Regions from separate parts of the Homo sapiens genome. Here region 2 is linked to region 1. The links are chromatin loops, found by intact Hi-C in ENCODE. Cell type or tissue: Caco-2. All regions are shown on one strand. Each heading gives the region's core, and the rest is flanking DNA. Links, peaks and the distances in the headings are about the cores only.

Evidence for each region. A loop is a pair of places that touch in the nucleus more often than their neighbours do. Peaks named below come from ENCODE experiments on the same cell type or tissue, not always from the same donor. Only the 100,000 strongest peaks of a DNase experiment are listed, where the experiment ranks them.
Region 2: a loop joins it to region 1, with 2.6 times the contacts of the local background. A loop is called at or near these places in 5 of 110 quality-filtered maps.

The regions. Positions count from the first base shown.
Region 1 is chr10:117,224,601-117,228,991 of GRCh38, forward strand. No RefSeq gene overlaps it. Among named protein-coding and RNA genes, the nearest start is that of SLC18A2, 14 kb to the right of the region's middle. In Caco-2, for the core only: a CTCF peak has its summit at 2,463; a DNase peak (open chromatin) is centred at 2,428.
Region 2 is chr10:117,426,641-117,431,031 of GRCh38, forward strand. No RefSeq gene overlaps it. Among named protein-coding and RNA genes, the nearest start is that of PDZD8, 53 kb to the left of the region's middle. In Caco-2, for the core only: no CTCF peak of the experiment used is centred there; a DNase peak (open chromatin) is centred at 2,091.

The DNA of each region.
Region 1 (4,391 bases), core at 233-4,232:
GGGCGTGGTGGCTCACACCTGTAATCCCAGCACTTTGAGAGGCTGAGGCAAGCAGATTATCTGAGGTCAGGAGCTAGAGACCAGCTTGGCCAACATGGTGAAACCCCATCTCTACTAAAAGTATAAAAATTAGCCAGGTGTGGGGGCATGCACCTGTAATCCCAGCTACTTGGGAGGCTGAGGCAGGAGAATCACTTGAACCTGGGAGGCAGAGGTGGCAGTGGGCCGAGATCACGCCATTGCACTCCATCCTGAGCGACAGAGTGAGACTCTGTCTCAAAAAAAAAAAAAGATGTTCTTGCTGGCTTAACTGCACATGCCACTGGGCCCTTGCCCAGCTAGAGTGTCAACCCCATATATGCAGGGCCATGGCCTCCACTATCGATGCCCATAGTGACAGGCACCGAGGCCAGCACATGGTAGGCCCTAAGCTAAGATTTGCTGATGGGGACTCAGCCTCCCTAGAAGTTAGAGGGACTGGAAATGCTCTTTCCCCACCTGTTGACATCCCCACCTGCTGCCTGGGGACCAGCAGGATCCTGCCATGAGTACAGGGATCAGAGGCCTAGGTTGGTTGGCACCCACCAAGCCTACTCTGGCCAGGCTTTGAGGGTGTGTTGGAGAGGGCCTCCTGGCGTTCCAGATGGAGTGCTGGTGTGAAAAAGCATCTCTTCCCCTGCTCACTCCCTCAGCCTTCTCTCCCCACTGTAGATTTCAAACTAGCAAAAATGAAAGTGTGGCCTGGGGACCAGATCAATGTAAGCGTGCAATTGTTTTCCGTCCTTAACAGGATAAGTTTCTTGCACCTGAACATCAGTCAATTATATCCCCAAGAACACTGTTTAGTACAGCAGGCAGTTTTTTTTTGGTAGCAAGGCTTTCTTGATGAAGAACGCAGTGTGTTAACGATTGTTAAAGAAAAAGTTATTCTGACCCTTGTTCAAACAGCAAGGAAGACTTTATTCTGGACCATTCTGATAGGTGTCAAGACTATCACAATAGGGGAGCCAGATCAAGCTCAGCTCAGAATACAGCGGAGACAGCTGGGGGCTTCAGAATCTTGCTGGAGGCAAGTCAGGGAGATCAGATTACAAGAGTGGAGAGAGACTCTCAATAAGCTGACTTAGAAGAATTCTTGCTATAACTGAACTAGGGAGGCTGAAGACAGGGCCCCAGGGTAAGACCTAGTCAGAAAGAGGGCTCTGAGGGGTCGGTCTAAAGTTTGCTCAAAGAGAGTCTTTGCCAAGCTCCCTATCCCATCATGTGCCTAGAAAGAGCAGTTGGCCAACTGGCCATTTTGAGGAGTGTTATGGTTAGAATGTCCAAAGTCATGTTGAAATTTAATTGCCATTTTGATGGTATTAAGAGGTGAAGACTTTAAGGAATGATTAGGTCATGAGAGATCTCCTCTCATGAATGGATTAATGCCGTTATCACAGGACTGGGTTATTTTCTGGGAGTCTGGCCTCCTTTTACGCTGCCTCATGTGCCTGCTCACCACATGATGCCTTCCATCTTCAAACATGGAATGTCTCTTGCGAGATGCTGGAGCCATGATCTGGGACTTCCCAGCCTCCATAACTGTGAGCTACATAAACTTCTATTCTTGATAAATTATCCAGTCTGTGGTGTTGTTATACCAGCAAAAAATGGACTAAGACAAGTAACACTGCTCTGAACAATCTCATCTTCATTTCTTTCTTCAAAAGTTTTCTTCCCTTGGTCTTGCCTAGAGAAACTTCTAGAAGAATATTGGAAGCTGTTTAATTGGAGCAAGATTCAATGGACAATAGTAAAGAAAAATACATACTTCTGCCTGAGAATAACAAGACTGAATTAAAACCTTTTTTTTTTTTTTTTGAGATGGAGTCTCATTATGTTGCTCAGGCTGGCTATGAACTCCTGGGTTCAAGTGATCCTTCTGCCTCAGCCTTCTGAATATCTGGGACCACAGGCACAGGCCACTACACCCAGCTAAGACTGAATTTTAAAAAGGAACAAGAGTTATTTCCTAGGGAAATGAGGGTGTTCAGCGCCAAGAGCTGAGCCTGTGAGGCACGCTGGACATGTGCCCTGGGGGTTCTTTTGTACACCCCTGGCAGGTTATGGGGTTGGAGACATGACTGGGAGGGAGAGGAGAGACAAGAGGTGGATGGAGGAGAATTCTACATCTACAGTTTCTACTTACCCAACGTTCTTCTAGAACCTTCAACGCTATGCTGACCAAGACTGGCCAGGATGAACCCAAGGCAGGAACCACCCCTACAGCTGTGAGGCTCCCGGCGCTTCTCCATTCATTGTGCCATGTGAGGCAGGAGGGCTGAGAGTCATCTCTTTAGTGGAGGAAACCCTGAAGCTCAGGGGATGAGGGGTGTGACCCTGATCTTACAGCCAATGAACGGAAGAAGAGATTCCAGCCAGCATTTCCCCAAACACTCCCAGCCACTGGGCGGTGCTGTTCTCTAGAAGAAAACAGTCATGAAATATGGGGAAATAGGTTTTTGCAGTGGGCTCTATCCGCAATGGAAAATTTCCCACTCTCCATCCAACTGTGCCACCACTGGGAATTTCCAAACGTGATCATTGCATAGGTGTGAAAGATGTGATCATGGAGATTGTTCCTTGTGGCATTATTCATCATGGACAATGGCATTATTTATCATGGACAATGGCATTATTCTTCATGGGCAATGGCATTATTTATCAAACACAAACAAGGCAGATGTCCACTGAAAGAGAACAATTCGGTAAAATCTTGTGCATTCACATGCTGAGCTCCTTTGAACGACTGAAAGCAAAACTTATTTGCAATCTACGTAGTTTTGCAGTAAGGCAATCACAAAATAAAAGATATTTTTAAAAATTATTGGAATAGTTTGCCAGAAAAGGATATCATTATCAAAAGTAAACTCAATGTGCAATAATTGTGCACAGCTCCGTGTGTGTGCAAAGCCTTGTGCTTAGGTCTGTGGAGGGACCAACATTTAATGACACCCAATCTTGTCCTCTGAGGATTCACATTTGGAGAGAGCTGGGACAGGGCTCTCCCTCTCACCTGGGAGAGGCAGTGCAAAGCCTTCTGGGGAAAGGCAAGGGTTCACATGGGCTTGGGTTCAAGTTCTTAGGTGGGGGGGAGATCAAGGTAAAAACAAAGGTCATACAGTGTACCAGGTGCTGGGATGCCGGTGTCTTTGGTCTGTTCAGGCTGCTGTAACAAAGCACCACAGCCTGCGTGCCTGAGAAATGGCAGACATTGCTCACCTGTCTGGAGGCAGGAAGTCCAAAATTATGGTGCCAGGAGGGTCAGGTTCTGGTGAGAGACCTCTTCTGGAGAGTAAATGGTTGGCTCCTCACTTATCCTAACATGATGGAAAGAGGGCTAGAGAGCTCTCTGGGGTCTGTTTTATAAGGGCATGAATCCTATTCATGAGGGCTCCACCCTCATGACCTGACTGCTCTTGAAGGCCCCACCTTCTAATACCATCACACTGGGGGTTAGGATTTTAACATATGAACAGGGGGAACTCAAATATTCAGTCCATTGTATAGAGGGTGCACGCAGGGGAGGAGAAGTCAGTGGTGGTGATGTTGCTTGAAGGAGAGCATCTTCCCTCTCTTCCTTCCCTCCCTCTTTCCCTTCCTCCATCCTTCCCCTTCCCTTTCTCCCTTACTCCCTTCCTCCCTCCTTCCCTTCCTTCCTTCCTCATTCCCTCCCTCCCTCTCTCCTTTCCTTCCTTCCTCCCTCCTTCCTTCCTTCCCTTCCTTCCCCTCTTCCTCCCTCTCTTCCTTCTTCCCTTCCTCTTCCCTCCCTCCTTTCCTTCCTTCCTCACTTCCTCCCTTTTCCCTCCATCCTTCCCTTCCTCCTCCTTCCCTCTCTCCTTCCCTTCTTCCCTCCCTCCCTCCTTCTCCCCTTCCTTCCCTCCCTCTTTTCCTCCTTCCCTTCCTCCCTCCCTCTCTCTCTCCTTCCCTTCCTCCCTCCCTCTTTCTCTCCTTCCTTTCATATCTCCTTTCCTCCCTCCTTCACTCCCTTCCTTCCTCCCTCTGTCTTTCCCTTCCTCACTCAGGAAGCCAAAGAACCTGGAGTCTGATGTCTAAAGGCAGGAGGAGAAAAGCATCCTGCTCCAAAAGGGAGAAAGGAAGCAGAGAGAGTGAACCCCCCTCCTCTACATGCTTTTTTTTGAGATGGGGTCTTAGTCTGTTCCCCAGGCTGGAGTGCAGTGGCATGATCAGAGCTCACTGCAGCCTCGACTTCCCAGGCTCAAGCCATCCTCCCACCTCAGCTTCCTGAGTAGCTGCGACTATAGTCGTGCACCACCATGCCAGGCTAATTTATTTTTTTGTAAAGACAAGGTCTCACTATATTGCCCAGGCTGGTCTTGAACTACTGGTCT
Region 2 (4,391 bases), core at 166-4,165, 200 kb after region 1:
CTTTATGATTTAGCAGGAGACAAGATAAGGATAATCACTTCAGCACCTGGGCCCATTTAGATTAAGTAAATTTACTGAGGCTCCAGAGGAAGGTCTTCAGGACTCAGACCTTAGTTATGCATTAAAAAAAGTTAATCACTTATGTCTTTAGATGAATGCACACTTACACACTTACATGTAGACATGTAGCTTAGAAGGTATATAAGCTCTGGAAAACTTTGTAATTTTGAGTTGGTCTGACAATAATTTCCAGGCCTTCTCCCTGTTACCTGTTGCAGAAATAAAAACTCTCTTCCTCCCCAGTTCATCTGCATCTTGTTACTGGGCCACAAGAAATAGCAGCCTGACCCTCAGTTTGGTCCAGGAACAGTGACACATGGCCACTGCAGCTCTTATTGCTAAGGTCACTGTATGTCCAGGTGAAGGCTGGGATTGGCTGAGATGCAGGAGGAATGAGGGCAACTCAGCTTGTGTAGACAAACTGAAGTGAAGGTTTTAAACATGGCTGCAGGCCGGGCATGATGGCTCATGCCTGTAATCCCAGCACTTTGGGAGGTTGAGGTGGGTGGATCACTTGAGGTCAGAAGTTCAAGACCAGCCTGGCCAGCATGGTGAAACCCCATCTCTGCTAAAAATACAAAAATTAGCCGGGCATGGTGGCACACACCTGTAATCCCAGCTACTCGGGAGGATGAGACACGAATTGCTTGAACTCAGGAGGCGGAGGTTGCAGTGAATCGAGATCATGCCACTGTACTCCAGCCTGGGTGACAGAGCAAGACTGTCTCAAAAAGAAGAAAAAAAAAAAAAAAAAAAAAAAACCAGCTGCAGATGAAACACACTTTGGGGTGATTTGTAGCACCTGGTGCGCACTTTGCCAAACAGTTCCCTTCATGTGGGGACCTAGTAGATGATGTGTGACACAGTCTTTCTGCTGCCTCCCCCATGTGGCAGAGTGGGATTCTTAACCCTAGCTATCTGACACCCCCAGGATCCACTGCCCATCAAGGTCAAAGCCATGTCCTCTCTCCTGCTCTCCTGGCCCTTTTTGCTTCACCTCCCTGGCCCAGACGCTAACTAGCTGTGCACTTGCACAACAAGACCCTGTCTGCTTTTTGCAAACGGCAGGCCCCTTAGGGATAGAAATTGGGGCGGGGGGAGGGGTGTTTTTGAAACCCTCATGCTGACAACTGAGGCTCCATCAGTGTCTGCTGCATCAACATCTTTAGGGCTTAGGCTATTTTTTTTGTTTTTTTTGGTCTTAAAAAGCTGGCTGAATGGATTCTCCTGACTGCGTGCTTATTAGAAAGATATTGCATCAAAATGTGGTGCAGAGTTTTCACTTCTAGAAATCTGACTTTTCCAAATGCCTGAACAGCTGTTCCTTTTGCATTATGCATAACAGGGAATAATTAGAGATGACCTCAGTGTCCATCAGGTAGGGCATCTCTCCGATAGCACACTTAGCAGCTCTTTTTAAAAAATGAGCTAGTCACATGTCTTCCCATGGAAAGATGTCCAGGATATGTATTCAAGTGACAAAAAAAAAAATCGCAGAACAATATGTAATCCAACCACCCCCCTTCCCTGGCAAACGATGTACAAAAATCACTGAGAGGCTACACTCCAAATTGTTAATAGTGATTCTCATTGGAGAATGGGATTGAGGTAGTAAAACATTCATGTTTCACTTCATTTCCTATTTTTTATTTATTTATTTTTTGAGACGGAGTCTTGCTTTGCCGCCCAGGCTGGAGTGCAGTGGTGCGATCTCGGCTCACTGCAAGCTCCGCCTCCCGGGTTCATGCCATTCTCCTGCCTCAGCCTCCCGAGTAGCTGGGATTACAGGCACGTGCCACCATGCCCGGCTAATTTTTTTGTATTTTTAGTAGAGAAGGGGTTTCACCGTGTTAGCCAGGATGGTCTCGATCTCCTGACCTCGTGATCCGCCTGCCTTGGCCTCCCAAAGTGTTGGAATTACAGGCGTGAGCCACGGCGCCTGGCCATTTTTTGTTATCTTTAACAGTTAGGCAGTCAGGCACTCTTAGATAAGATTTGGAAGGCGTAAGCTGACAAGCACAGCTTGGAGGGATTGGACTTTATTGGGGCTGTGTTAGCAGAGGTCTCCTGTCTGATTACTGACTTTGTGGAGAGGGTGCAGAGCACCATTTGCTAGTTTGCATTAGAGCAGCTGTGATGTGGTTCTGCAGCCGCTTCAGCAGGAAGCTTTTCAGTTTAGCAGGTAACTTTCTGATGGTTAATGAGCCAGCTACTCTCTTGTAGACTGATTTTGCTACTGGATTCTGTGACTGGAAATTGTACTTTTATTCAGCCCTTCCTATAATTCTATAAACTATTTGTGATAAACCTCTTTTGTTTAAGCTAGCTAGAGTGGGTTTTTTTTTTTTCTTTACACACACACTGATACGGAAATCTGGAAAAAGCAGCATATTTCTTTGCGTTCAAAGCTGTCTGATCCCTTAAAAAGCATGAGAGAATTGCTTTTCTGTTTCTTTTAAATTAAGCTCAACTAGGAAGACTAAACTTCTTAAAGTTCCTCCCAGTAGTTTATGAAATCTGTTGGCACAAATTGAAAGAGTCAGAAGTGTGGTCTCTAAGCCTCCAAAATCATCTCTCTACATTTCCTCTGTGTGCACACACCATTTCTCTATCTCTGGTCATCCCATAATTTCATTTAGAACCACTTTGCAAAACTAGTTTTCCTAGACCAGATACTAGACCAAATACAAATAGAAACACAAGAAAAAAATTATGAGAGAGTGAAAAGTGCGTAGTCTACTAGTCCAATTGATATTAACAATAGCTTCCTTTAACATAGAATGAATGATGACTCACATTTTTCCTTCAGGATAGGATTCTATTCTTTTTTGAGACAGAGTCTTGCTCTATCACCCAGGCTGGAGTGCAGTGGCACGATCTTGGCTCACTGCAACATCCGCCTCCCAGGTTCAAGTGATTCTCCTGCTTCAGCCTCCTGAGTAGCTGGGATTACAGGTGCTCACCACCATGCCCTGCTAACAGGATTCTATTTTTAAAAACCTGTTTGATATGCAATTTTCAAAGTTAAGTGGCATTTGAAGTTACTTACCAACGTTTATGTCAGAGATTTGAGTCCAGAGAAAAATGAGGAATGCCCTTCTCTGATGAGGTCATCCTGACAGTCCAAGGCAGAGTCTCTGAGGCTTGAGAGAAATTGGAAACCAGAAGTGCAATTTGTCATCTGGCCATGCCTCCATCTGGCCATAGTACCTCCTCACCAGCTCCACTTTGCCCTACCCTATCCATCAACACCCACATCCCAGCAGCCCCAGCTGTGCAGCACTGTACAGTTTACAAAACTCTTTTGCATATGCATTCCCATTTGGCATCACCACCACCCTATGAGGCTGGCAGAGCAGCTGGCATTAGCCTCACTTCAAAGAGGAGGAAGCTCCAGTGCAGAGAGCTTAAGGGACTTGCTGCAGGTGACACAGAAGCAGCGCCAGGTCTTGAATCAAGGTTTCTAAGTCAAAACCCAGTATGTTTTCTAGAAGCCATGGAGCCACTTGTGTTTTATTCTTCTTTGAAATTTATTTTTATTTTTTATATTTTTAGAGACATCTCTCGTTCTGTCACCCAGGCTGGAGTGCAGTGACATGATCACAGCTCACTGCAGCCTGGAATTCCTGGGCTCAAGGGATCTTCCCACCTCAGCCTCCCAAGTAGCTAGGACTACAGGTGCACATCACCATGCCCAGCTAATTTTGTTTTATTATACTTTAAGTTCTGGGATACATGTGCAGAAAGTGTAGGTTTGTTACATAGATATACACGTGCCGTGGTGGTTTGCTGCACCCATCAACCCGTCATCTACATTAGGTATTTCTCCTAATGCTATCCCTCCCCTAGGCCCCCACCCCTTGACAGGCCCCGGTGTGTGATATTCCCCTCCCTGTGTCCATGTGTTCTCAGTGTTCAACCCCCACTTATGAGTGAGAACATGTGGTGTTTGGTTTTCTGTTCCTGTGTTAGTTTGCTGAGAATGATGGTTTCCAGCTTCATCCATGTCCCTGCAAAGGACATGAACTCATCCTTTTTTATGGCTGCATAGTATTCCATGGTGTATATGTGCCACATTTTCTTTATCCAGTCTATCGTTGATGGGCATTTGGGTTGGTTCCAAGTCTTTGCTACTATAAAGAATGCCACAATAAACATATGTGTGCATGTGTCTCTATAGTAGAAAGATTTATAATCCTTTGGGTATATACCCAGTCATGAGATTGATGCCCAGCTAATTATTTTTATTTTAATTTTTTGTAGAGATGAGGTCTCACTATGTTACCCAGGCTGGTTTTGAATTCCTGGTCTTAAGTGATTCCCCTGCCTTG